Regions from separate parts of the Homo sapiens genome. Here all the other regions are linked to region 1. The links are chromatin contacts, found by Hi-C or POLR2A ChIA-PET in ENCODE. All regions are on one chromosome and are shown on one strand. Each heading gives the region's core, a stretch centred on a gene start or an enhancer-like site at or near the end of the contact. The rest is flanking DNA. Distances are from core to core; before and after follow the strand shown.

The links. Hi-C counts contacts between places; a loop is a spot of excess contacts on that map. ChIA-PET counts read pairs that join two places held with the same protein, here RNA polymerase II (POLR2A). Pooled maps may share reads with other maps.
Region 2: a loop to region 1 is called in a map of CD8-positive, alpha-beta T cell, with 11 times the contacts of the local background. The contact joins the promoter of STK17A here to the promoter of UPP1 in region 1. A Hi-C loop is called at or near these places in 1 of 168 maps with a recorded cell type or tissue (CD8-positive, alpha-beta T cell), 4 of 37 single-sample maps with no recorded cell type and 10 of 50 pooled maps.
Region 3: a pooled map shows a loop between it and region 1 (7-fold over the local background). The contact joins the promoter of NUDCD3 here to the promoter of UPP1 in region 1. A Hi-C loop is called at or near these places in 5 of 50 pooled maps.
Region 4: a map with no recorded cell type shows a loop between it and region 1 (15-fold over the local background). The contact joins the promoter of PPIA here to the promoter of UPP1 in region 1. A Hi-C loop is called at or near these places in 1 of 37 single-sample maps with no recorded cell type and 7 of 50 pooled maps. POLR2A ChIA-PET finds 5 or more read pairs at or near these places in 1 of 52 experiments (activated T-cell).
Region 5: a loop to region 1 is called in a pooled map, with 35 times the contacts of the local background. The contact joins the enhancer-like site here to the promoter of UPP1 in region 1. A Hi-C loop is called at or near these places in 7 of 37 single-sample maps with no recorded cell type and 11 of 50 pooled maps.
Region 6: a loop to region 1 is called in a map with no recorded cell type, with 15 times the contacts of the local background. The contact joins the enhancer-like site here to the promoter of UPP1 in region 1. A Hi-C loop is called at or near these places in 2 of 37 single-sample maps with no recorded cell type and 3 of 50 pooled maps.
Region 7: a pooled map shows a loop between it and region 1 (9-fold over the local background). The contact joins the enhancer-like site here to the promoter of UPP1 in region 1. A Hi-C loop is called at or near these places in 4 of 37 single-sample maps with no recorded cell type and 7 of 50 pooled maps.

Annotation. Positions count from the first base shown.
Region 1 is chr7:48,087,307-48,090,863 of GRCh38, forward strand. UPP1 (uridine phosphorylase 1) reads left to right here and starts at 1,959. Exons shown (of 9, transcript NM_003364.4): 1 at 1,959-2,112; 2 at 2,882-3,058. RefSeq lists enhancers at 962-1,491, 1,304-1,513, 2,024-2,553 and silencers at 1,654-1,993, 2,334-2,523.
Region 2 is chr7:43,580,947-43,584,439 of GRCh38, forward strand. It overlaps STK17A (serine/threonine kinase 17a), which reads left to right and starts at 2,162. Exons shown (of 7, transcript NM_004760.3): 1 at 2,162-2,503. The coding sequence starts at 2,298. RefSeq lists a silencer at 1,782-2,561 and enhancers at 2,962-3,011, 3,142-3,251.
Region 3 is chr7:44,489,334-44,492,618 of GRCh38, forward strand. NUDCD3 (NudC domain containing 3) reads right to left here and starts at 1,325. Exons shown (of 6, transcript NM_015332.4): 1 at 1,076-1,325. The coding sequence starts at 1,267. RefSeq lists silencers at 907-1,076, 3,142-3,268.
Region 4 is chr7:44,795,347-44,798,571 of GRCh38, forward strand. It overlaps PPIA (peptidylprolyl isomerase A), which reads left to right and starts at 1,335. Exons shown (of 5, transcript NM_021130.5): 1 at 1,335-1,447. The coding sequence starts at 1,379. LOC105375259 (a long non-coding RNA gene) reads right to left here and starts at 1,184. Exons shown (of 2, transcript XR_007060300.1): 1 at 722-1,184; 2 at 1-78. RefSeq lists silencers at 876-1,075, 1,166-1,435, 1,456-1,805.
Region 5 is chr7:43,646,777-43,650,412 of GRCh38, forward strand. It overlaps COA1 (cytochrome c oxidase assembly factor 1), which reads right to left. Exons shown (of 6, transcript NM_018224.4): 2 at 1,824-1,876; 3 at 759-858. The coding sequence starts at 1,838. Among named protein-coding and RNA genes, the nearest start is that of STK17A, 65 kb to the left of the region's middle. RefSeq lists enhancers at 34-895, 44-163, 1,194-1,488, 1,758-2,619, 3,262-3,351. Within about 2 kb of position 2,120, at least 40 of the 41 ENCODE cell types and tissues checked have a DNase peak (open chromatin) inside an H3K27ac peak, as active enhancers do.
Region 6 is chr7:44,459,649-44,463,111 of GRCh38, forward strand. The region is part of intron 2 of NUDCD3 (NudC domain containing 3); the gene reads right to left. Among named protein-coding and RNA genes, the nearest start is that of NUDCD3, 29 kb to the right of the region's middle. Within about 2 kb of position 1,848, at least 2 of the 41 ENCODE cell types and tissues checked have a DNase peak (open chromatin) inside an H3K27ac peak, as active enhancers do.
Region 7 is chr7:44,637,500-44,641,083 of GRCh38, forward strand. All of the region lies in intron 2 of OGDH (oxoglutarate dehydrogenase), which reads left to right. Among named protein-coding and RNA genes, the nearest start is that of OGDH, 33 kb to the left of the region's middle. RefSeq lists enhancers at 527-1,037, 883-1,002, 891-1,418, 1,483-1,632, 1,947-2,474. Within about 2 kb of position 1,857, at least 40 of the 41 ENCODE cell types and tissues checked have a DNase peak (open chromatin) inside an H3K27ac peak, as active enhancers do.

The DNA.
Region 1 (3,557 bases), core at 709-3,208:
CGAATTCTTTCTTGCACAAGATCCAAGAACATTCTCTTGGGGTCTGGATTGGGACCCTTTTCCGGTAACAAAACTAAAACTAAGTTGTTAATCTACCTTCAGAGAGAGAGAATAGCAACTTCCTAACCAGGCCAGTTTCAGTCTTCAGTCTGAGGCAGCAAAATAGGGTCTGGAGGCAGGGAACATAAGGCCGATTCACACTTTAGCTATGACAGGAAATAGCCTCTGCGTAGGCCAAGTAAATGACTTTGTAACTTTGCATCATCCCTTTCATTTACATAGTGTGTGCCCCAAGCGGAGGACATTGAAACTCCCCAAAATTCTGGAATGGGGCCTTTGAGCCCCTACGCTCAGGCCCGCTCCCACACTGTGGAGTGTACTTTCATTTACCTTTTTTTTTTGAGATGGCGTCTCACTGTGTCACCAAGGCTGGAATGCAGTGGCATGATCTCAGCTCACTGCAACCTCTGCCACCCAGGTTCAAGTGGTTCTCCTGCCTCAGCCTCCCAAGTAGCTGGAATTACAGGCACCTGCCACTGTGACCGGCTAGGTTTTTTTTTTTGTTTTTTTTTTTTTTTTACTTTTAGTAGAGACGGGGTTTCACCATCTTGGTTAGGCTGGTCTTGAACTCCTGACTTTGTAATCCACCCGCCTCGGCCTCCCAAAGTGCTGGGATTACAGGTGTGAGCCACTGCGCCTGGCCGTACTTTCATTTTCAATAAAACCCTTAATTCCTTCCTTGATTTGTTTGTGTGTTTCACTCTTGTCACCCAGTATGGAGTGCAATGGCGCGATCTCGGCTCACTGCATCCTTCGCTGGGTTCAAGCAATTCTCCTGCCTCGGCCTGCCTAGTACCTGGGATTACAGGCACGCGACACCACGTCCAGCTAATTTTTTGTATTTTTAGTAGTGACGGGGTTTCACCATGTTGGGCAGGCTGGTCTCGAACTCCTGACCTCAGGTGATCCATCCGCCTCGGCCTTCCAAAGTGCTGGGATTACAGGCGTGAGCCACCACTCCCGGCCCAACCCCATGTTTTCTCAGGAACTGGAGTTCCCTTTAGGAAGCAAGTAACAGAGGTGCTGGGCTGCCCGGGCCTCTAGGTCGTCTTCTTTCCCAGGCTCTGTGCTCTCACCAGAGTGCGCGTTCGGGAAGCAGGGAGAGGACCAGGAAAGACGCCTGAGACGGAGAGTGGGCACCGGCCGGGGGCAGGCAGGTCCGGCCCCTGGGGGTCAGAGTGCAGCGCCGGTTTGAGGCAGTTCGGCCACTTAGCTGCGACTCGAAGTGAATGAGTCACTTCCCCTCCTCGGGCGAGCTCCTGGCTTTGCCCCAGCAAGCGGGAACTCCCAGGATCAGGAAGGTCCCAGAGAAACTCCCCAGGGGGGAAGCCGAGGCCGTCCAGAGAGATCCAGGGTACACACAGTGACAGTGCCAGCTCCACATTCCCGACCACCGGGCCAGGGCTGGTTCCACGCTGTCATTTCTCTCCGCTGGCCCCAGCCGCGGGGCCACCGCCAGACAGACAGACCGGGGATCCTGCCTGGCGGCGTGACCTTGGGTTAGTCCTAGAGCCGCTTCTAGCCCGGTTTCCTCCGCCCCAGGTTAGGACCACGTGGGTAAGAAGATTTCCTCTGTAGTAGGGGCTGTTTAATGAGTAACAGAACTGGCTGCTGGTTCTTTACAATTGCCCAGCTGCTCTGCAGAGGCGAGAAGCAATTGCGGGCTGAGCCTCCCGGGACCTTCGCGGGAGGGTGGAGAGGAGGAAGGCGGGGGAGGCGGGGCCAGAGGGGCAGAGGAAGGTGGGGGCGGGCGGGGCTTGTCTGCGGGATGGCCCAGGATGCGGTCAGCTGAGTTCGCCGGCCCAGGGCAGGCGGGGCCCGAGCCTAGCGGTAACCCCCGGGCAGGGCGGGGCCGCTCGCAGACTCCATATGAGATTCACCTCGCAGGTGGTTCCCTCATTCGAGTGCTCCGGCGCACAGACCCGCGCCCCGCCGTCTGCGAGCCTCCCGAGAGCCGTCCCTTCGTCCGGCCCTGGAGCATTGCGTTTGTCGCCGGTGTCGCAGTGCGAGGATGGCGCCGCGGGTGTAGCGGCTCTCTGCGCAGGCCGAGTGGTGAGTCGCCCGCGGCCCGGCTCCCGCCGTTCTCTCTTCCCAGGGGTCTAGCCCGTCCCCTGCCTTGGCCACGTGCCCATTTACCTGTAGGGGCGGTGACGGAGGCTCTGGTGCACCTTGGCTGTGAGCTGCAGAGGAGCAGAGAGCGGCCCGGCGCGGCTGCGCGGGGAGGCGGGCGCGCGGCCGGGAGGTTCTGGGGCTGGTGTGTGCGGAGCGAGGTGGGCGTGGGGGAAGCGCGCGGGCGGGATGTGCTTCCTCGGGTCCACCCCGTGCCTACCTCTCCCACGTCCCGGCGACGGAGCGCGCGGGGCTCTGGGCGGGGAGCCCACCGGGCCGAGGCGCAGCGAGGGTGAAGCCAGAGCCGGCAGGGTCAGGTCCCGCAGGGCGCAGGCGGGCGCTTCTCGCAGCCCAAACCCGGGCGGGGAGTGCGGGAACCCCTAGAACTATGCTGGGAGCCCCAGATAAGAGGAAGGAGATGGTGACTTAAGTGACGAAGTGATGTTTTGTCCCCACCGCCTTTTAAAGGGAGAAGGGGGTAAAATTTCATTTGGAGGATGATTGTTACGCGAGCTTTCAGAGTTCAGATGGCGTCAAGTGGCCATCGAGTCAACATTTAACAAAATGTTACCGCATAAAATATTGTCATCGAGTTATCTGGCAGCTCCGCAGAGAAACTTCACAGGCATATGCGTTATATGACATAATTTGCATGGGGAAGGGGGTCCCTTCACGATTCTTTTATATGGCAACCTGTTCTTGGACCTGGCAGGGCCCAGAGAAGCGAGGAACTCCGCAGCTCGTCGACACGTCTCGTCTCCTGTCCCAATTCAGGGCTTGGTGAGGTGACTCGCGGTCGCGGGTGACTCGCCGGCAGGACACTGCCTGGAACGCCTGGAGCGCCTCCCACTGCAGACGTCTGTCCGCCTCCAGCCGCTCTCCTCTGACGGTCAGTTTCAAAGAAACACAGTCTGGGATCCGGAGTAGAAAGAGGCCGTTTCCCGTGAAGGCCATAGAGGCAGTTTCCAGGCGCCTGGGTGACCTGTCTCTGCACTTCCCTCTCTGCTTCTCCATCCCTGTTTCCTTTCCCCACTGTCCCCTGCCTGGCCTTTCTTTGGCTCATTTTCTGCCTTCCTGGGGTCTTCTGGTTAAAAAGACCATTGGTTCCATTCATTGGCTGTAACCGCGGGTCTTTAAAAAACTTTGTGACTTCCTTGAATAGAAAGAATGTCTTACTCTGGATTTCTACAAGCGCTGCTGAGCCATTCCCAGGGCAGGCCTTTGTCTCTCCCGCCTTTCAGTTTGTTTGCCCATCTGCATTTTGGCCCAAGCTTTCCCCATTTCTCAGCTGCTCTTACATTATTTCTTTTTTCAGAGGCTACCCTGACCTTCTAGTCCTCTGCATTAAACCTCATCACCGCAGACCGTTTTAATTCAGCACAGGTGTA
Region 2 (3,493 bases), core at 912-3,411, 4.5 Mb before region 1:
TATCTTTTCAAATACTGCTTCTTTTCCTTTTTTCTCTCACCTCTCTTCCTGATATTCCAATTACGTGTGTGTTAGAATGTTTTACCACATATCACATGTGTCATAGTCTCCTTTCTGAGACCTTATCTCTTTTATAGAAAGTTCTTTCATATCTCTTGTATGTCATTTTTCATATTTTGTTTTGCTTATTAGCTTCACTAATTCTTGCTTAAGTTGTATCTCATCTGTTATTAAGCCCATAATTCTGTAGTAGTTTTAGTTAGTGTGTTTTTTTCTCCAATTCCAAAATTCCATTGTATTCTTCTTTGGAGTTTCCAGTTCTCTGCTGAAAACTCTTTATCTTGCAATTTAATTTCTTGAAGATATTTAACAGAATTATTTTAAAATCTGTCTTTAAACTTTAATATCTGGATCTTCTGTGTGTTTATTTCTGTTTTCTTTTTCCCTTAGTTTTTAAGACAATTCTGTGTCCTTTGTTTAAATTAAGTTTCAGACATGGTGTATAAAATATTATATGGGTAATGTGTTGCTCTGAATGATGCTTTTTTTCCCCAGAGAGAATATTTACTGTTGCCATTTGAAGCTGGTTTTCAGCCCTTGGGTCTATTTCCCGTTCATCCACACCCCTAGGGTATAGCTCTTCGGAGTCCCAGCTGAAAGCCTAGTTGCTTACCAGCCCCTCATCATAAATAGGTCCTAAACTCCAATTTTTTTTTTGTCTCCCCAACCCCATGAGATGACTGAAAGCTCTGCTTACTTTCTCACTCTTTCAGCCATGGCTTTAAAATCATCAAATACCTCATGGGAAAAGTGGTGGCTTTCTGAGCTGCCTATCTTTCCAGGATTTCAGTCATCCAAGTCCTTGCTGGGAGAGGAAATTTTTAACTTTTGTCAACTTTTCTATTTTTTCTTAGTGAGAATATTGAACACAAATAAACTAGTATATCAGTGCCAGAAGCAAAACTCCACTGAGACAGTCTGAGTAGAGCAGTGGTGTGATTTGGTTTCGATTTTTAAAAGATCACTCTCATTGCCTTGAAAATGAACTATGCGACATTAGGGAGAAAGAAGGATGGAAGCAGGTGGTCCAGTTAGTAAACTATCACAATAATCCAGGTAAGAGATAACGATGGCTCAGGCCATGGTGGTAAGGTGGAAATAGAGAGAAGTGATCAAACGCCGCATCTAGTTTGAAGGAAAAGACAAGAGGGTTTACTGACAAACTGGAGATGAGCATGAGAGAGGAATCAATGCTCATCCCAAGATTTTTGGCCTGAACAGCTAGAAGGAAGGAGATGAAGAAAACTGAGACGGGGAAAGCTGGGTAGGAGTGCATTCATGAAGACCAATCAGCAACTTACTTTTGTGTATGTTAAGTCTGAGATGCTAATTTGACATGTAAGTGGAGATGCCAAATGCATAGTCAAATACACCAGTCTGAAGTTCAGGGAATATTTGGAAGCTAGAGATACAAATTCTGTAGTCATGAGCATATAGATGGTAATTAAAGTCGTAAGACCGGATGAGAGGACCTCGAAAGTAAATATAGAGACGACTACAGACAATATAATAGTGTCTATTTCATAGGGCCGGTGTGCAGGGTTAATAATATTTATACAACTCTGCCTCCAGACCCCTCTCCCAGTGTACGGAGATCAGGATCTCATCACCCCTCCCCACCACGTGAAGTCCTGCTTACAGCTCAAATGCCTTTTATTAACCGAAGTGCCTCCAGACCCCTCCCCTCCTCACCACGTGAAGTCCCGCTTACAGCTCAAATGCCTTTTATTAACCGAAGGTCAGCTTTTGTGACTCTCAGACGCTCAACAGGTGCGCAACTCTGCTAACGCAGTAGGCTGTCCTGGCCAAAGGGTGGTGCTGTGAGTCGCCTCCAGCCTCCGGGCCGTCCCGAAAGCTGCACCTTCTCCCCCTGAGCTGCAGAGGGCGCGCGTGAGGCATCGGGCGCTCAGGACCCCGCGGGAGCTCAGCGAGGGGGCGGGCGGCCACGGAGTGAGGCCGGGGCGGGGTCGGGCGCGGGGCGGACGTGGGGAGGGGTTGGCCGGGGCCAGAAGCAGGGTGCAGGGCAGGCGCGGGGCGGTCACGGGGGCGGGGCCGGTCGCGGGGCGCGGGGCGGGCCCGAGCTACCGGTAGTCTGCCTGCCGCAGTCCGAGCGCCGCGCTGGGGAGAGCGGGTGTTTGAAGGCTCCGCGGACCGGCACTAGGAGCCGGGGGCGGGTCCGTGACCCTCCGGCTGCTCGGAGTGAACAGGCGGCCAGGAAAGAAGCGGGCCTGAACACCATGATCCCTTTGGAGAAGCCAGGCAGCGGCGGCTCCTCCCCAGGCGCCACCTCAGGCTCGGGCCGGGCAGGCCGGGGTCTGAGCGGGCCGTGCCGGCCGCCGCCGCCGCCCCAGGCCCGCGGGCTGCTGACAGAGATACGCGCCGTGGTGCGCACCGAGCCCTTCCAGGACGGCTACAGCCTGTGCCCGGGCCGGGAGCTGGGCAGGTGAGGACGGGCGGGGCCCGGCGCGGAACCTTCCCGGACGCGCGGGGCGGGACGTGGGCGCCGATAAGTGCCGGCGCCGCGGCGGCGAGGCTGAAGTGGCGTTGCTGCTGCCGATAACGCGCGTTGTGACTTGGCACAAACTTGGGTGCCGACGGCAAGTAGGGCAGCCGAGTCGCACCAGCGCCCCCTCCACGCGCCGCGCCCAGCAAGCGAGTGGTGGTAACTCGATGGCGGTCCCGGAGGCGCGGACACTTTCCTCAGCCCTTTCGTTCTCTGTGGCGTTTCGAATGGCTATTTAACGAGAGAAGGTGCGGGCCGCGCTCTGCCTTTCACCCCGAGCAGCGGGTCTGAAAACCAGAGGTCTGTGGAGCCGACTTTGCATTTTTCCTTCAACTCTTGCGACTTTCTTGGTCTGCCTGTGTGGTTTTAATAAAATACAGCATCCGTTGTGACCGCTTCCTTTGCACCGGCGCTCTGTTACCTTGTGTCGGTCTTCTGCTGAATTCATTTTCGTTTTCTTGGTTGGTTTTCTGCCGTTTTAGTTCTAAAGCATTTAGGTCCCTTTGCTTCGAGTTTAGATTGGTTTCTTTCGTGGGCGCTTGGCCCTTTTCTCGCTTTTTACTTTGCTGGGAACCGATTCTTGCCTTCTCCCCCCACCCCACGCTAGCCCACCCTTTTTTTGTGGGAGTAGAGAGAGCTTACAACTTGGTCTGTAAAGTTGCAGGTGCAGGCTGTTCGGATGCTTTACATTTTGTATGCTGAAGAGGGGTGATCGAGTGATTTTTGTGGGGTTTGGCGACTCTTCCTTGAGAACAGTTTGAAGAAGTTGTTAAATACTCTGGCTTTGGGGGCAGACCTGAGTTCATATTCGTGCCCTTCTTGCTGTGTTTGCCTTTGGAGGGGTTAGACTCTCCAGCCTCACTTTCCTCATCCGTAAAATCGTATAATGATGACAGTACCTACCTCAGAGGTGGCCTGAAGATGCCATGC
Region 3 (3,285 bases), core at 75-2,574, 3.6 Mb before region 1:
TGAATCCTAATGGAACCCCATTCCTCGTTTGGCCCTATTACCCTGGTAGCTACCAAGACATTCAAAGCTTTGGCTTCTGCTGAGGAAAGTAACATCTTACCAACCTGCAGCATGCATTAAGACTTCAGGAGGAAACATCTGAAGCATTTTATAAACTGTAACATCTAGAGAACTGAGGGAGGTATCATCAGCATTTCTATCTTCTTGGGTTTCTACAAATAGGCTTAATACTTGGCTGAATAGTTTCTTTTAATCTCATCAGAAGTCCCACCTCTCTTATAAAAACTTCACTTCTCAACCATCATTTCTATTTCCTTTCTTTACAATGGGCTCCATCAAATAATTGCCCTTAAAAAGTTTTCTATTACTTTCTGGGTTTTCTCTCTTTAACTGTGTCACAAGGAGAGAGAAACCATTACTTAAACACCCGTATCACCCTCACCTGCGGCAACTAAGAGTGTAAACTACATTCAGCAAAAGGTTGCTTACCACTACATTCAAAAGTGCCCAGTCAACTTCACTGAATGAGTATTGACAGCGTTTCCAACATACAATAAACTTAACCTGGAGGGTACGGAATTAAGCTCAAATAGAAATTTTAATAAGCACTACATTGACAGTCTTTGACCTGGGAAGTCACATTTCAAACAAGCGACCACACCCATTGATCAACACAATGCCTCCGTCATCCCCGCCAGCTCAAGTCTTTGGTAGTTCTGGGGCATGCACGTTTCTGTTGCTGTAAATGTCCTTCCTTCTGTCTGGCCTGCATGGATTTCGCTCCCTGACTAGCGGCCCCCAGCACCGTGAGGGGTACGCGCTGGCGGGTGCTGAGTAGGGCTCTTAACAGTCGGCTTACTACTTCTGAAACCTCAGGACGTCCGGAGCGAACACCTCAGCGGAATAAGCTGACATCCAATCCGCGCTTCAAATTACTGAAGCCATTCTCACAAGCTCAACCCCAGGACACCAGGAAAAGGAGGAAACAGGCTGGGAGAGCTTGGAGGAGCGGGCGCCAGGAGTCAGGGCAGGCCGGGGGCGGCGGCTCCCCAGACCGCAGGCCCGCCCGCCTCACCTGCAGCACCAAGGCCTGCGCGGCCCCGGGCGGGAAGCCCATGCGGTCCGATGGGTGGCGCAGCAAGCGATAGAAGTCTGTCTTGCGGTAGAGGAAGCCAAAGAGAACGCGCAGGAAATCCTGGACGTTGCCCACGTGCTGCAGGATGCCCAAAAGGGCCTGGTCATACAGCTCGGCCGCCCCTGTCTCCATGTCGCCTCCCGCCCTAGGTACGCTTCACACACACAGCGCCGCCTCAGACCTGCCGACTGGCCACTTCCGGCGTCCGCAGCCAACGGCTCCGCCGGACGGCGCGGCTGCGGAACTTCCGGTCCGTGCTCGTTCGGCCCCCGCGGCCCCGGGCTGTTTTCCCCAGACCCAGCTGCCCCACGGGCTTTGCCTTGAGGTGGTCTTAGACAAAAGAGCCCGACAAGGGCAGCAAGGAGGTTCCTACGCGGAAGGAAGCCCGTGGCTTCTGCTGCGCTGCGAGGGCTTGACCGCCATGTTTGAAGCGGGCGGAAAAAAATTATGGGGCGTGCAGTGTCACGTGACTGCTCGGATTTTTGTCACGTTGTCTGTGGATCCTTTCTTATTTCTGTGTTGAATTCCAGCCTGGGTATTTGGAACCTATGGTTAAAGATGGGGCTAGGGTAAGCTTTTTGTTAGTGAGCCAGAGACGGGAAAATGCGTATATGTGGGATGTATGGGTTTCTTATTAACAGATCTGTGAGTTAAACTCAGGGCGTTGCATCAGAAGAAAGTCAAGATGACGAAGAAAATAAAGAGTGCATTCAACGTATATTAAGTGGAAAGAGCTAGATTCAGAATAGAGAATCCGTATGCCATCGTTGTGAAATATGTACGTGTATGTGTGTGTATAGTATGTATATACATATATACGTCATATATACATATGTTGTTAGTGTCTGTCAAAGTATAATCTTAAAAAAGTAAAAAGCATGACACTCATACAAATATATCATGAACACATATCCAAGATTTCTTCAGCAAATTAACAATGATATGGTAAAGCTGGTTCAAAAGCATTTTGAGGAAGTGGAGATTAAACATTTTGACAAAGCATTAGAGTAAGATTAGGTTGGATACAAAGCTGGCTGGTGTTCTACAAGATGATAAAACCATAGATTATCATTTCTAGTGTATAGAAATGATTTGCACCTCTTCTAGATTAAAACATGCAAGTTAACATGTCTTCATAGTGTATAAGCTTTAATGAATTGTAAATAAAATCCAACTCAGGTAAATTGCCCTAGAACAGTGGTTCTGAAACTCTTGATTTAGGGACCATTAATCCTCTTAAAATTTGTTGAACATTCCAAAGAACATTTGTTGATATGGGTTATGCTTATCAATATTTACCACATTAGAAATTAAAACATAAAATGTTTAAATATTTATTTAATCATTTTTAAATGACCATAAAACACATTACATGTTAACATACTTTTATGCAAAAAATAATGTTCTTCAAAGCAATAAAAGTTCAGTGAGAGGAGTAACATAGTTTTACATTTTTGCAAATCTCTTTAATGAGCCTACTAGAAGACAGCAAGATTTGGCCGGCACAGTAGCTCATGCTTGTAATCCCAGCACTTTGGGAGGCCGAGGCGGGAGGATCAGGAGTTCGAGACCAGCCTGGCCAACACAGTGAAACCCTGTCTCTACTAAAAATACGAAAATTAGCTAGGCGTGATGGCAGGTGCCTGTAATCCCAGCTCCTCTGGAGGCTGAGGCAGGAGAATCGCTTGAACCCGGGAGGCAGAGGTTGCAGTGAGCCGAGATCACACCACTGCATTCCAGCCTGGGCGACAGAGCTAGACTCCGTCTCCACAAAAAAAAAGAAGACCACAAGATTCTCACATCTGCATTCACTGCAACATAATTTGCATTATGTTGTTTTCATTGAAGTATATGAAAACATGCAACCTCACACAGACAGTTGCAAATGAGAGGAATATTTTGTCTTTTCAAATAAATGTGGCTATTTGTCTTTAAAATGACATCAAAATTCTTCTACAAGCGATAGTTTCTATTTTTTTTATTTTTAAGAGGCAGGGTCTCCCTCTGTCACCCAGGCTGGAATGTAACGATGTGATCATAACTAACTGTAGCCTTGAACTCTTGAACTCAAGCAATCCTCCTGCCTCAGCCTTCTGAGTAGCTGGAACTACAAGCACATGCCACTGTGCCTGGCTAATTTTTAAATTATT
Region 4 (3,225 bases), core at 85-2,584, 3.3 Mb before region 1:
AACTCCTGACCTCAGGTGATCCTCCCGCCTCGGCCTCCCAAAGTGCTGGAATTACAGGCGTGATCCACCGCACCCGGCCTATTTTTTGAGAGAGGGTCACACTCTGTCGTCCCGGCTGGAATGCAGTGATGCGATCACCGCCCACTACAGCCTCGACCTCCGGGCTCAAGCAATCCTCCCCGCCCAGCCTCCTGAGTAGCGAGCGCCTCGACGCCCAGCTAATTTTTATTTTTATTTATTTTTTTGTAGAGACGGCGTCTCTCTAAGATGCCCAGGCTGGTGGCCGGTGTCGAACTCCTAAGATGAAGCGATCCTCCCCGGCCTTGGCCTCCGCGCCTCCTAAAGCGCCAGGTATGAGCCACCGCGCCTGGCCTACAAGTGCATTTTAATTAAAGTATTATTAATGTCTTTGCCTGAAGAAATTCGCTTTTAAATTGTGACTTATCTTTCACCCAAAAATCAAAGCACAATTCAGCCCCGAGGCGGGGGCGGTAGGAGCTGGGCGGGGCGGGGGCAGGGAAAGACCAGGAGCAGAGATTCAAAAAGAGTAAGAGGGCAAAATGTGCATAATGCATCTTCACAGGTAAGAGCCTGGCCAGGCTCCTGTTTTAATGGCTTCCTCCTGAAGAAGATTCAAGCAGAGTGTAAGATATTTTCGGAAAGTAGAGCATTTTGAAAGCATTTCATAATCTCTCAAAACCGGAGACTGCTCCTGTCCCACCTCGTTAGAGAAAACAGCGATGCTCAAAGGCAACCTCCTTCCTGACATTGCCTGGTAGGACGCGACGTGGTGTTTGCCCGCGCGGAATGCGGACGCAAGGCTGCTCCTAGGTCTCGGGGACGCGCCATCCCCATTTCCGCTCGCGGAGGCGTAGGGTCCGGGCGCGGGACCCCAGTCGACCTTGACTGGCGGCGCGACCTTGAGGCCTGCGTTCGCCTCAGTTGCCCCCTCTGTGCAATGGGGAGACGCGCCTCATCGCTTGACAACGGCCGAAGAGCCGCCGCGCTTCCGTCTCCCGCGTGCGCGCGCCATGCTGCCCACCCCCGTTCCGCACTGACCCTCCCCCGTGCCCCGCGTCCCGTACTGCCGCCCCGCCCCGAGTCCCATGCCGCAGCCACCGCGACGGAGCCCGCAGGCGGGAACCTGCCTCCGCGCGTTAGCGCGCACGCGCGCCTCATGTGTCGTCCCCATCAGCGCCGGCTTCCGTCTATAGGCCAGATGCACTGTCACTCTGGCGAAGTCGCAGACCCGATTGGCCGGGACGGAGGCGCGAGACCGGGTTGCGGGCGGGGCCGAACGTGGTATAAAAGGGGCGGGAGGCCAGGCTCGTGCCGTTTTGCAGACGCCACCGCCGAGGAAAACCGTGTACTATTAGCCATGGTCAACCCCACCGTGTTCTTCGACATTGCCGTCGACGGCGAGCCCTTGGGCCGCGTCTCCTTTGAGGTCGGGCGGGCGGCGGCGTGCGGGAATGGGGCCCAGAAAGTGGGCCGGGGTCGGGGTGGGTGGTAGCGCCCCAAAGGCCCGGGCGCGGGGCGACCCTGCTTGAGGGGCGAGCGCGGGCGGGCTGCGGCGCCATTTCCTGACGAGGGGCCATTTTGGGAGGTCCGCGAGTCGCGGGGAGGAGGCCGGGACGGCGGCGGACAAAGGCAGGCGGGGCGGCTGCGAGGCCGTTGGGGGAGGGGGCCCGCGTCCGCCCGCCCGCCTCATGTGGCCGCGCCCTGTCCTGTCCGACGCACGTGCTCGGCGGCCGCGCTCAGGTCCGCGCCTTGAGAGTCGTTGGGCTCCGCCCTAGCTTGGCCTGGGCGCCGCAGACCGGAGCCAGAAGCACGCTCGCGGGGGCTTGCGACCGCCTTCCTGGGAAGCTGTCCCCTGGCAGGCATGGGTGCTTTACATCCTGAGCTGGGAAGCTGTTTGCTTGAGGGTTTTTCTCAAGGATCGAGGCGCGGTGTGAGCCCGTCCATGCTCGGTCCTGTAGATCCCGGGAGGCCATGTTATAAAAGGAGACTTGCTGGGATGTGACGGGTTGCCACTTGAAATATCTTCCATTTGGATAAAGTAGGAATATTTATACATGTGCCCCAAACGTCCCTCCGTGTCCCCCACCCCCAAGCGGAAATGTGAAAATGGGCCTTGCCTTTGCTGGTGCCCAAGGACCGCCTTCCACTGCAGTGACGGCGCTGGCGGGGGAGGCGCTCTTGAGCCCCTCCCGATTGTCCCTCTGCCTAGCAAGCAAGTTGCGACTGGCCACAAGGCAGGCCTCTTCCGACCAAGGTGGATTACCAGTGATTACCTAATTAGTTTTGAGAGCGTTAAATGAGTTCTTAAAGATCAGTTGTAATTATAGCATAGTATCTAAACTTGGCGCGTGTCTTCAAAGTTAAATATTGAGTACGATTCCGTTCCAGTTAACATGGATAGACCTTAGGGAGTAGCGAAATAGGATGTTAGTGGTTTTATTCCTTTAAATCACATCTCAAAAGGCCACCAATGGCTAGTTTGGGATCTTATTCCGAAAATAGATTGATCCTCATGCAGTCTTCGTGAGGACAGAGCGATTTCCTTGTTGCCTACCCTGTCCATAGTGCCTGGCACATAGGCACTGAAACACTGCATGTTAATCCACACCCCACCCCACCTATGAGTGTAGTCAAAGCTGGTAAGTGACAAGGGCTTTCGTGGAAACTTGGCCTGACCTAATGTTGGGCATCAGGTTACCCAAAGAGCTTCAGGGAAATGAGAAAGGACTTGCAGGTCTTGATGAGAATGGAGGGGTAACTGCCAATGAGGGCTTTGGCTTTAGCGAAAGTCTGAAAGGGAAGCCATAGGAACTTAAACGTACCGACTATAAAGCTCTGAGAAAAGCTGATGTTTTAGAAAGACCATACATTCTAGGTACAAATACCTAAAAACTAAAAAATAAGTACGTTGGCCAGGCGGGCGGATCACGAAGTCAGGAGATTGAGACCGTCCTGGCCAACATGGTGAAACCCCACCTCTATTAAAAATACAAAAATTAGCTGGGCGTGGTGGCGCTTGCCTGTAATCTCAGCTACTCTAGAGGCTGAGGCAGGAGAATCGCTTGAACCCCGGAGGCGGAGGCTGCAGTGAGCCGAGATCGTGCCACTGCACTCCAGCCTGGTGACAGTGAGACTCTTGTCTCAAAAAAAAAAAAGTACATTGCTATAAGAGAAGTGCACACGGATACTAGTAGTTAATTCAGT
Region 5 (3,636 bases), core at 870-3,369, 4.4 Mb before region 1:
AAAGGCTGGAGAGGACACTGGAGCCTGTCTGCTTGTCTGCTGGTGACACTCACATCCTGGGAAGAAGTGAAAATGTTGCAGAGTGGATGACGAGCCAAGCTGGGTGGGGATAAAGGAGCCTAAAAAAAGCCAGTCTAGAAAAAACTGCTGCCGCTTTGCCACCAGTAGCATTAAAATGACCTTAAATGTCCTGGCTGCTGACAGTAATTGTGGCCTGTCTTTACAAATTCAAATTTGAGTGCAGTGGGGCTGGAAGCGGCATCTGTCGGGATTTTGCCATCGTGGTCTCTGCTTTTATTTTCTGCCCCTGCCAGAGTTCCTTGCTCATGGTCCCTCCTCCATTAAATCAACAGCAGAGAATGAAAGTGCAAAAAAAGTCTGACAATGCTGGACGCACAGCCACAGCTTTCCCCACCTGTGAACCATCTGGTATTCCCCTTCCCTCTGTCCCTTCTTTATATAATCTCAGAATCTTGATGGAGCCCCTGTGTGTGCACTGGACTGAAAGCCCATCGTGCTTTGCTGGGCTTCTTATGCATATTAGTCCTGGTCCTTTTATTTGTACTCGTTGCTCCTGGAAAAACTGAGATTACAGGATACAGAGGAAGCTATAGCCAACGAAATGGTGGACTAGCCTTTAAAATCACCCTCTCCTCCTTTCTCTAATCTAAACAAAGCATCTCAAGTATTTCCTCTGATGGAGGAGCAGGAGCAGGCTAGGAGGAGGTCAGGCCGCAGGCGGCTAGCAGGATACTTACTTTGAATGAGGTAATACACAATGGCAAAGCCCCCGGCATAGAACACACCGTGGAAAAGGATCCTTGCTCCCAGAGGCATTGACCGCCTGCTTCCTGCATACTTAAAAACAAAAGATACAAATTTATTGTAGGATTCCCAGTTTTGTGCCAAGGGGATTTGCCCGGCTTGGACCCCTAAAGGAAAGAAGCATTAAGGAAGCCAGAAAGGAGGCCAGACCGCCCTCCCTCATTTGCTTCCTTTCCAAATGCCAGGGTTGGTTCTGAAGCCAAACTGAGTGCCCTCCTGAGGGTGCCCTCTCGAGAGTGGCCCATGTCCAGGACCCATGCTGTGGGGGCCCTGCCACCCCCAGCCAGCCCAGCACAGAGCGAGCATTCAGCCCACCATCCTGACAGACACAGCCCAGACTGTGTGCCAAGCCCCGCATGGCCAGGAAGCACAACCACTTTGTCTCAGGCCAACTGGTAAACAGGAAGCTTATCCTTTGTGGCAATGGCTGGTCCTGTAAGCCTGCGAATGGGCTGGAGCTGTCACTGGCTCCTTTCATATTTTGAAAAATGCACCACCCTTGGGATGAGGAAACTCTGGTTATGACTCAGGCTGAATGAACAGATGGAGGGATGCCAGCTCGGTAAATACAGCATACCATCCATCCACTCTTATAATATGTAAGAGTATCAAAATGAGTGTAAAGTTAATTACAGTAATGTGATCTGGGAAAAGTCATTTAGTTCTCATAATGAAAACGGTCAGAGCATCTCTGAAGAATGTATTAGTCAGATCTTGCTTAATTTGAAGAGAGCTCAACAGGGTGAGGCAGCCAGACTGGGTTATGGAGAGGTTCCCAGAGTGTTACAGCTTCCAACGCCAGCATGAGACACGAGAGAAAGACAGAGTGGGAAACAATGCAGAAAATGCCCATCCCTCCTGTGAAGTTAAAGCACAAGTGAACCCTAAAGACCAGGAGAAGCCCATAACTATTCAGGGAGTGACTTTCTTCTATTGTCTAACTCGAGAATACCCTGGCAGGTTCTAGTGGGGAACTTGGCCCTGGAACATTCCATTACCTTTTGCCACATCATAGCACAACTCTCTTGAAAATCATCAAAGGCAAGTTGTCCTGCAATTAGAAAAGATTTTACATTAAAATCATATTTTTAAAGCCCAGTTCTCTCTAGTCTCATACAGCCAAGATTTATTACCAACCCAAGCTTTAGAACACGAACAAGAAGTTAAAATTAAACTCTAAAACAAGCCTTGTCTGTGAAAGGCCCTGGTTTTTCCCCCTTCTGCTGCCAAATTAGGAAGAAAAAACAAAGCCTGCGGGTTTCCTGTCTGTGTCCTATGTAGTTTTTGTTACAGCAACCAAAGAACCGGTGTGCACAAGGGAGAACCGCAGACAGCAAGTGCTTTGACCACAGCACAAACACAGGGCCAATCAACAGGAGGCTGGACCTGCAGAAGCAAGATGCTAGCAATAAAAGCTGTACGTGACAGAGTGAAAACAGCACTTCAGAGTTAAAAAGAAACAATAGTACAGTAAACTTATACATGGACTTTAACAATATTGATAATACCTAATACTTCTGTCTCTGACTATTATGTGTCTTGTACTATTCTAAGCACTTTATATAATTCATTTAATTCTCACAACCCTTTGAAGTAGGAACTATTATCATCACGCTCATTTTGCAGATGAGTAAACTGAGGCACAGAAAGGTTAAGTAACATGCCCAAAGGTGCACTAATAAGTGAATAAGTGGTAGAACTGGGATTCAAATTCATGCAGTCTGGCTCCAGCATCTGCTCTTTCAACCACTGTGGTACACGAGCTTTAAGATATCTAATTAAAGCAATATTGAAATGTGAAAACAAACAGTGTCTCTGAGCTAAAATATATTCTTACTGTTCAGTGTAAAAGTCCTTGGCAGGCATGCCTTTCCTGCTATTTTTCCAGACAAGGTGGATACATATTTGTACCTTCATTCCTTCTTTTGTTTAGCAAACGGTTACTGAGGGTCTGATCTGGTCAGACAGTAAGAATATAAAAACAGTATCAAGATATAAGGAATTTTCCTTGGTCCTGAGGGGAATACAGACAATTAAACAAATAATTATAACATAGATCTATCACATGCAACTGCACGGCTATGCACTGCACAACCCTTGTAGGGCACCATGCACATTAGAGAAATCAAAGATTTGTATCTTTATTAAGACAGTTTGCCAACAGTTGGAAGTACTATAAAGTATCTTGAAGAAGGGATGGGGATGGTTGTCTTTTTCTAATTTGCACAAAGGTGCCTTTGGGCTAGCAGCAGCCTGGTTAGTGCAACCAGACATATGCACCAAGAGAGGAAGTAACACTCAGGAAGTGGTCAACCTTGCTGCAGGGCATCAGCGGAGGTTTCACAGAGGAAGTTTACCTTGAGAAGAGAAAGGTGAAAAGAGCAGAACAGCTTCAAATCCAGGAAATGACAAACAAAGGCAGAGTGAGCAGAAACAAGAACTGCTGAAGTGTAAAGCGCAGGAGAGAAGCCACAGGAAGCATGTCCAGAAATGGAGGGGTGAGAGCATAGTGGGTGATTACTGCTAAGAAAGACCCTCGACCCTGAGCTGTCGGACTCTGCAGATGAGGGGCTACAGAAAAATCTCTCTGGGACAGGGGTGGGCAGATGGGGGAGAGAAGGCAATGCAGCAGGACTGCCAGAGGACACCAAAGCCCAGAGCTAAGACCAAGGTAGCAAGTGTGCCGCAAAAGGGTGGTTTCTTAAAATACTTAGGATGGGTCTTATTTATTTACTTATTTTTATACTTGCTCATTCCAAAAAGGATGATGGAGCTAACAAAGATACATACTTTAGAAGAAAAGAAAATAGG
Region 6 (3,463 bases), core at 598-3,097, 3.6 Mb before region 1:
GCTTTCCTAACTGTCACACATCTATAACATATGGTGGAGAAGAAGATACCATTGCTAAAAGCAACACAAACATTAACTGTATGGCTACTAATGGATCTGAGGACACATGAGATTTGTATATAATTCTTGAGGGCAACTTTCTGTAACTGAATTTAATGACAGAAAAAAGGAAGCCACCAACAATAGAATGATATGCTTCCTTTTAACAGGAAAATTTAACGAGAACAAAACTGATCATACTCTTCAAGTTAATATGGAGTTTTAACATAATATCAATTAAAGTCCCCAAGTGGTATAATACAAAACTTGATCAAGTCACAGTGGAATTCATTTTAAAGAAATCAAACAATATTAAAGAACAGTCTTGAGCCCTTTAGTAGACAATGGAATGGTATATTTAGCCTACAACATTAAAGCAGAGAGAAATTTCTAAAATCTAACATAAAGAAAATCACTGAAGGCAGTATCGATGTGGTAAAATCCCCACACTAAATTCAGTGAATCAACTGATAGAAGAAAAGCAGTGAATAAGAAAATGTGAGGATTTGTAAAACTACAGAAGGATAATATCCAGACTCCCATCAATGAGTAAGTGGAGTTAATGAGTTAACAAAGTAGGAAATAACAACAGTAAATCACTGTGTAGAAAATGTAATCTTTCTATAAATAAAGAAATGCAAAGTAAACTATAAGCTATCATCATAACTGTTTAACTAAAATTTTAAAACATATTTCTTACCTGGTATGACTAAGTACGGCCTGCCCTAGGAAGGAAAGCATATAAGGCCATTATGAACATGCTCTACTGCATTAGCAGGAAGTGGGCAGCTACCACAAGACTCCAAATAGTATGCCAGACTCTACCACGTGCCCTTTTTAAAAACCCACCAGCATATATAATACTTACCAACACCAAAACTAGACTAACCAAGAAAAAAAAAATTTACCACTGACTACATCTGGGGTTTTAAGCCACCTGAGGTTCTAAACCTATTTATGTCACTATTTCCCCCTCAAAAAAATAAACAGCTATCTCAAAAACGTAATATGAAGATATGAATGAAATTAAGATGAAAAGGATAGGATGCTTTAATTTGGGGGGAAAGAAAGAGAAAACAAAAGTTTAAACCCTGGATCCAGTACTAACTCTAACCTATACTAAATTTCACAAATACTATAAAACATTACTCCAAATGAATTAACTCTACACTAGTCAACACTTGGCAAAAACGCTTTTTTGCAAAATCTGCATTAAAGGATTTTAGTTTTCCTCCATTGGAAAATCTTTCATTATTTTTAAAAATGTATTTGAACGGTGTGATAATTCTTTTCTCCTACCACATATCCTAGGTAGTCCTAGACAACAGGCCTAAAAACCCGACGGGTTCAACTCTGCTTATCTCAAAACGCTCCTTCAAGACTATACCCCTCCCAAGGGGATTCTCTGGACACAACTCAAATGCTTTCTTCTATCTCCTTGCCTTCCAGGAATCCCTTCCTCCCTTCTCCTGGCTTCTTCGGCCCTGCACCCATGAAGGCCAGCACAGGCATCACCTTCTCCAGGAAGTATTTCTGACATTCCAGAAAATGGGTCTGGACCCTTCCTCTGCATTCATCACATGGGATTGCAACAGTTTGTCCAAGCTCCCCCTAAACTGTGAGCCCCTTGAGCATCTCCCACTCTATATGTCTGACTGCTAGAACAGAGCCTGAAACATCATAGAAGGTATGCCACATATACATGGGATGGGAGGATAGAAGGGCAAGCTGCATATGAAGAGAAGTCTTCTCTTAAAATCAGTGTGATCTGCAACAGGAAAAGGCTGTCTCCCTGTGGGGGGAGGCACACTCATAAAGACTAAATCATTTCCTGCCTGTTAGGGATGCTATGGGAAGGACAGAAAAGCTACCATGATTGAGTCAGCCGCAGACACATGGTACAATCTGACCTATACCATTGAAAGTGAAGGAGCCTTTGAAGAAGCACCAAAGAGAGAGAGAAAGGAGTCTTTCACCAGCCATGTGACATGCAGAATGGCCACACCTCAGCCATAATGGTTGAAAGGGGGAGGAAACAAAGAAACAGAAAGTTTGGGATCCGGGCCCTAACCCAGACTGTGTGAAAGCTCATTTTCTCAAATGCCAGAAATGCTTCCTAGAGAAGGTGGTGCCTGTGCTGGCCTTCATGGGTGCAGGGCCACAGAAGCCAAGGAGAAGGGAGGAAGGGGTCCTGGAAGGCAAGGAGGTGGACCGTGTAAAAGCTGTCCACAGTTGGGATGGACACAGTTGGGATGGGACAGTGTTCAAGTGCCTGGCTCCGTGGTAAATAAAATCAGGGCTCACATGATTCAGGTGCATAGGCAGGTGGTCCCTGAACCCAGGTAGTCTCCCCAAGAGATGTTCTGAGGCAGTCCACAAATATAGCACATGCAAAGCATATTATCAAACTCAGAGGACTTCCACTGCTCTGAGATAGGAATTATCAGGGACATGTACACACACACTCTCTCTCTCTCTCTCATATATACACACATACAGAAAGAGAAAAAGAAATGCGTATTACCTCTCTATCTTTAAGAATATTTAAGGTAACTTTAGTCAAGGAGCTGGGTACATTTTGCTTACAAACAACATTTCATGAATTGCTATGAAATTTTATAGAAGCCTAATTTCCAGGGCTCGAGTTACAGTTACTGAACAAATGTAACCATAATGTGTGCCACTAGCATCTCAACCACATAATTACCCAGAAAAAATTAACAGATACATAACTTATACTCTAAAATCCCCTAATGACCACATGTTCAGAAAATGTTCCTAAATAGGAAAACACTGACCAATATTATTAGCTTAACTTTTCAGGGAATAAAGACATCATAAAGCAGATTATTCCAACTTTTCAAATATGAATGAAAACAGAAAACTCCTACTTGATCAGCAGCTCTCAAAGGGAGGGTAGGCCCTGCCTCCTGGGAGTTTGGGAGTGTGTGGGCAGCGTTAGGTGTCCTTGGGGCAGTCAATGGGCACTGTCCCCTGCCCTGCATTACCTTCACACATCCCATTAGACATGCAGGTAGACAGAAGCTGTTTAACATTCTTCTGAGCCTGTAACCTAACTCAATTTTAGATAAAAACCCAAATAATTTTTTGCATGCTTTTATTATATCATGAATTTTCCAGGAATACAACATGTCTGATTCTGGCCTTTACTAAAATGTAATTGCCTTTTTGAAAATACTCATCACCAAAGCAACACTGCCTGTGTATTCTGGGTTACCAATCAAGACACAACCAGGCTGTGTGTGTGTGTGTGTGTGTGTGTGTGTGTGTGTGTGTGTGTGTATACACAAAGATACAAAAGATTTATAGTATCTTTTGCATTGTATGAGTGCCCATGGCCCTCATGAGATAGCTGCTGGCACTGAATATATGACACTAAGCGAAGGCTACACATGCAGCCTGG
Region 7 (3,584 bases), core at 607-3,106, 3.4 Mb before region 1:
TGGATTTTTAGAAATAATGGTATTCATTGGCTCAGCATCGTGCCTCACACCTGTAATCCCAGCCCTTTTGGGAGGCTGAGGTGGGTGGATCACCTGAGTTCAGGAGTTTGAGACCAGCCTGGCCACCATGGTGAAATCCCGTCTCTATTAAAAATACAAAAATTAACCAGACACGATGGCGGTGCCTGTAATCCCAGCTACTGGGGAGGCTGAGGCAGGAGAATCACTTGAAACCGGGATGGGGGTTGGGGGGTGGTTGCAGTGAGCCAAGATCACGCCACTGCACTCCAGCCCGGGCGATAGAGCCAGACTCTGTCTCAAAAAAAAAAAAAAATGGTATTCATTTTTTGACATGGTACATCCTGCACACATCTGACACTCTTAGGAAAATGTTTATGTGTGGTAAGAACTTCATCAGAATCCCATAGCCCCTTGCAGGGCTCAGAAGTTGGCCTTTTGGGAGTGAGTGCTTTCCCGCACCCCTCCCCTGGCCCAGGACCCCTCACTCCTTCTGGCAGCTTCCTGCCCCTTGAATGTCATTTACAACCTTGCCCACTTACCTTAACATTTTAACCTTTTCCCCCTTATCAGTGACATTGTCATTGGTGGTCAGAGAATTAACTGTGTGTAACTGTATATTTGAGGCAAGGCAAGGGGACAGATATTTTCCTTACGTTATTAGTTGTGCAACAGAAGCCAATTAAGAGATTGGAGAGATGAATAACACTAGTGATGGGTTGCAACTTGGGTGTGGAGCTGGGCACACCCACGTACGTCATTGTGACTCAGAAGTCCCTGTCACCGCCCTGAGCCAAGTACTAAAGTAAGGCCCAAATACCACACTTACTTCATAAAGAAACCAAAGTCTGACTGCCTCCATTTCTCATGAGTGAAAAACTGTTTCTATTATAGGAAACTTAGGTCTTCAGTGTGTTTGATGGTAGCATGCTATTAGATTGTGTATTCTCAAGTCTGATTTTCCCCATTACTGTGCTTTCTCCTTTTCACTTCTGCTTTGTCACTTGGAATGTTTCTAGAAGTAGAAGTCACTGCCCCTGCCTACATCAGACTGCAATTCCGGGACATCCAGGCAACAGCAAGGGATAATTAGGAATAAATTTGGCTGGAAGAAAGGGAAAATGCAGCTTAGGCAGCCTAAACCAACAGGCTTATTTTTCTCACTCAGTAAGAGAGCTGAGGTCGCCTGACTCAGCTCAGGTTCTCAGTGAGCCATCAGCCACCAGGTGCCACCTTTCAGTGAGTGGGCTTCTATCCCTTCCAGGTGTCTCTTCATGCTCCATGGGAATTAGATGGGACATGCTTTGACTCTCTCTTCCAGAAGCTTTCTCTTCTTTTTGAAGGGGCTTCTGTTTGCGCTGGGTGGTCAATGACTCAGCCTAGTCTTGATTTATCCCCCAGGATGGGGACAGACAGCAGGGGAGAGATCTCAGGTTGAGATGAGTGTACAGTAAGGGCTGGGAGTATCAGAAGGGGAAACGCTCTCCCAGATAGTGACAAAGCTAAGCGACCATGTGAAGGGAGAGGACAAACATCCCATGGAAAGAAGGGTAGCTGCCAGGCCTGCGGGAAGGAAGGAGCATGATGCTGGGGCATGGGAGCAAGTGGACAGGGAGGGCTCTGCAGGTCCCCTGGAACCTAAAGCCAGGGGTTATGGAAGGCAGATCCAGATTCAGGTGTTCAGAGGATGAGGCAGGGGTGGGTAGTTTAAGGAGCTGGAGAAGAGGTATCTCCTTGGGGAGTGGAAGATGTTAGAGAGATACAGGGTTGCAGGACAACAGGGAGGTGGAAAGAGAGTGGGGGATGGACTGTGGCATCTGGGCCCCACCAGGAAGGAAGTGGCCCCATTGGTGACTCATACAGGGAGGGGTGGGGCCAGTGGGTGCCTGGGAGCTCTGGTACTTGGGCAGGTCTGGCTTCCTGCTGCCACATCTGTTGGGAGGTGAAGCCTGCAGGCCAAATAATGACCTTCATTTTCAAAGCCTTTTTGAATAAATAAACTTTTTTGAGGTTTAACTTACATATATTAAAATTCACTTGTTTTAAGTGTTTAGTGCAGTAGGTTTTGCCAAATGTGTGCAGTCACTACACTCGATACAAAACATTCTATCACTCAATTCAAAAACCTTTTAGTATACCTCCAGGTCTTGGCGCAAAGAGGGCTTGCTGTTGTTGGGTGTGGGGGCTCACCCAGTCCTGGAGACAGAATGGGCTCTTTGTCTGAAGGTGGGGCAGGGTGCTCCCCCAGTGGTGTGGGAACTGAGCCAACTGGAGAGTGAAGTGGGATGCATGGTGTAAGATGAATAAGGGAAAGGCTGCAGAAGTTGCATTCCCAGCATTTTCCTTCCCGGGGATTCCCAGCAGCTCAGCAGTACCGGTATGAACCAGTTTTTTTCTGACTGCCTCCAGCATGAGCTGAATTTCCGTCTGTGCAGTTATCCTCAGCCAATTGAAAATCACCTGGAGTTGTATTCCAAGCACAAAAGAAGGTCAGAGAGTGGAGGCCCGATGATCATGATCGCCCTGTCTCCAGGGCCTAGGCTGGAAGGAGTCCTGCAGCCTTTGTGGCTCAGGACCAGAGAGCTGACCTTGACCCTGACCTTGTGATCCCAGGCATCAGTGGCTGGAAATTCCTTTCATTTTATTGTTGAGCCCAGAAGCGCCCAGCTCTCTTTGGCAAGGTTAAGCTAGGGTAAGAGGCACTGTTACTAGAGTGACCAGAGTTCTTTAAGCGTCGCTCTGCTATTACTCAGTTAACCTTATTAATACCCTGCCTGGTGACTGCTGTGTGTAAATTCTGCCTGAGCCCACATCTCTCCAGTGGGAATATGATTGACATTCCAGGTGCTCTAAGTAAGTTGGAAAAGCCCACAGAGAGCCTCAGTAAAAGTTAGCTATACCTATCCCTGCTGCTATTGGTGGGTTTTTTTTGTTTTGTTTTGTTTTACTATTTTAATTGTTATTCAAAGCTAATTTTATTGAAAAGAAGTAAACTTGTGATTTTGCTATGACTTTTGGCTCTGGATCCAAAAGTGAATATTGTCCCCTAGGATAAAGGAGGCTGTCTGTACAGCTGGAGAGACTCTTGATCTAAGGTCTTGCTCTTGGGTGACTTTGCCCTGTGTTTCTGGACACTTAATGGGTTTTACGAAATAGAAGAAAATGTTTTAGGGGTTTAATAAAGTTTGGGTTGTGCTGTTCTCCAGTACTTACTGGGTTTGAGGGTCATGCCCTATCCATGAACCTGTTGTGGCCCCAGGGAACTAAGTAAGTGTCTACAGCTAGACTTGGGGTGCGGGTCACATGGTGTGAGGGTAGACATTCTAGCACTGGAGCAAGTTTGGGGTAAAGAAAAATTTTGATTAGGTTTTTTGTGGGTTTTTTTTTTTTTCTTTGAGACAGAGTCTCGCTCTGTCGCCAAACTGGAGTGCAATGGCATGATCTCAGCTCACTGCAACCTCCGACTCCCTGGTTCAAGTGATTGTCCTGCCTCAGCCTCCTGAGTAGCTGGGATTATAGGCACACACCACCACCCCCAGCTAATTTTTGTATTTTTTTTTTTTTTA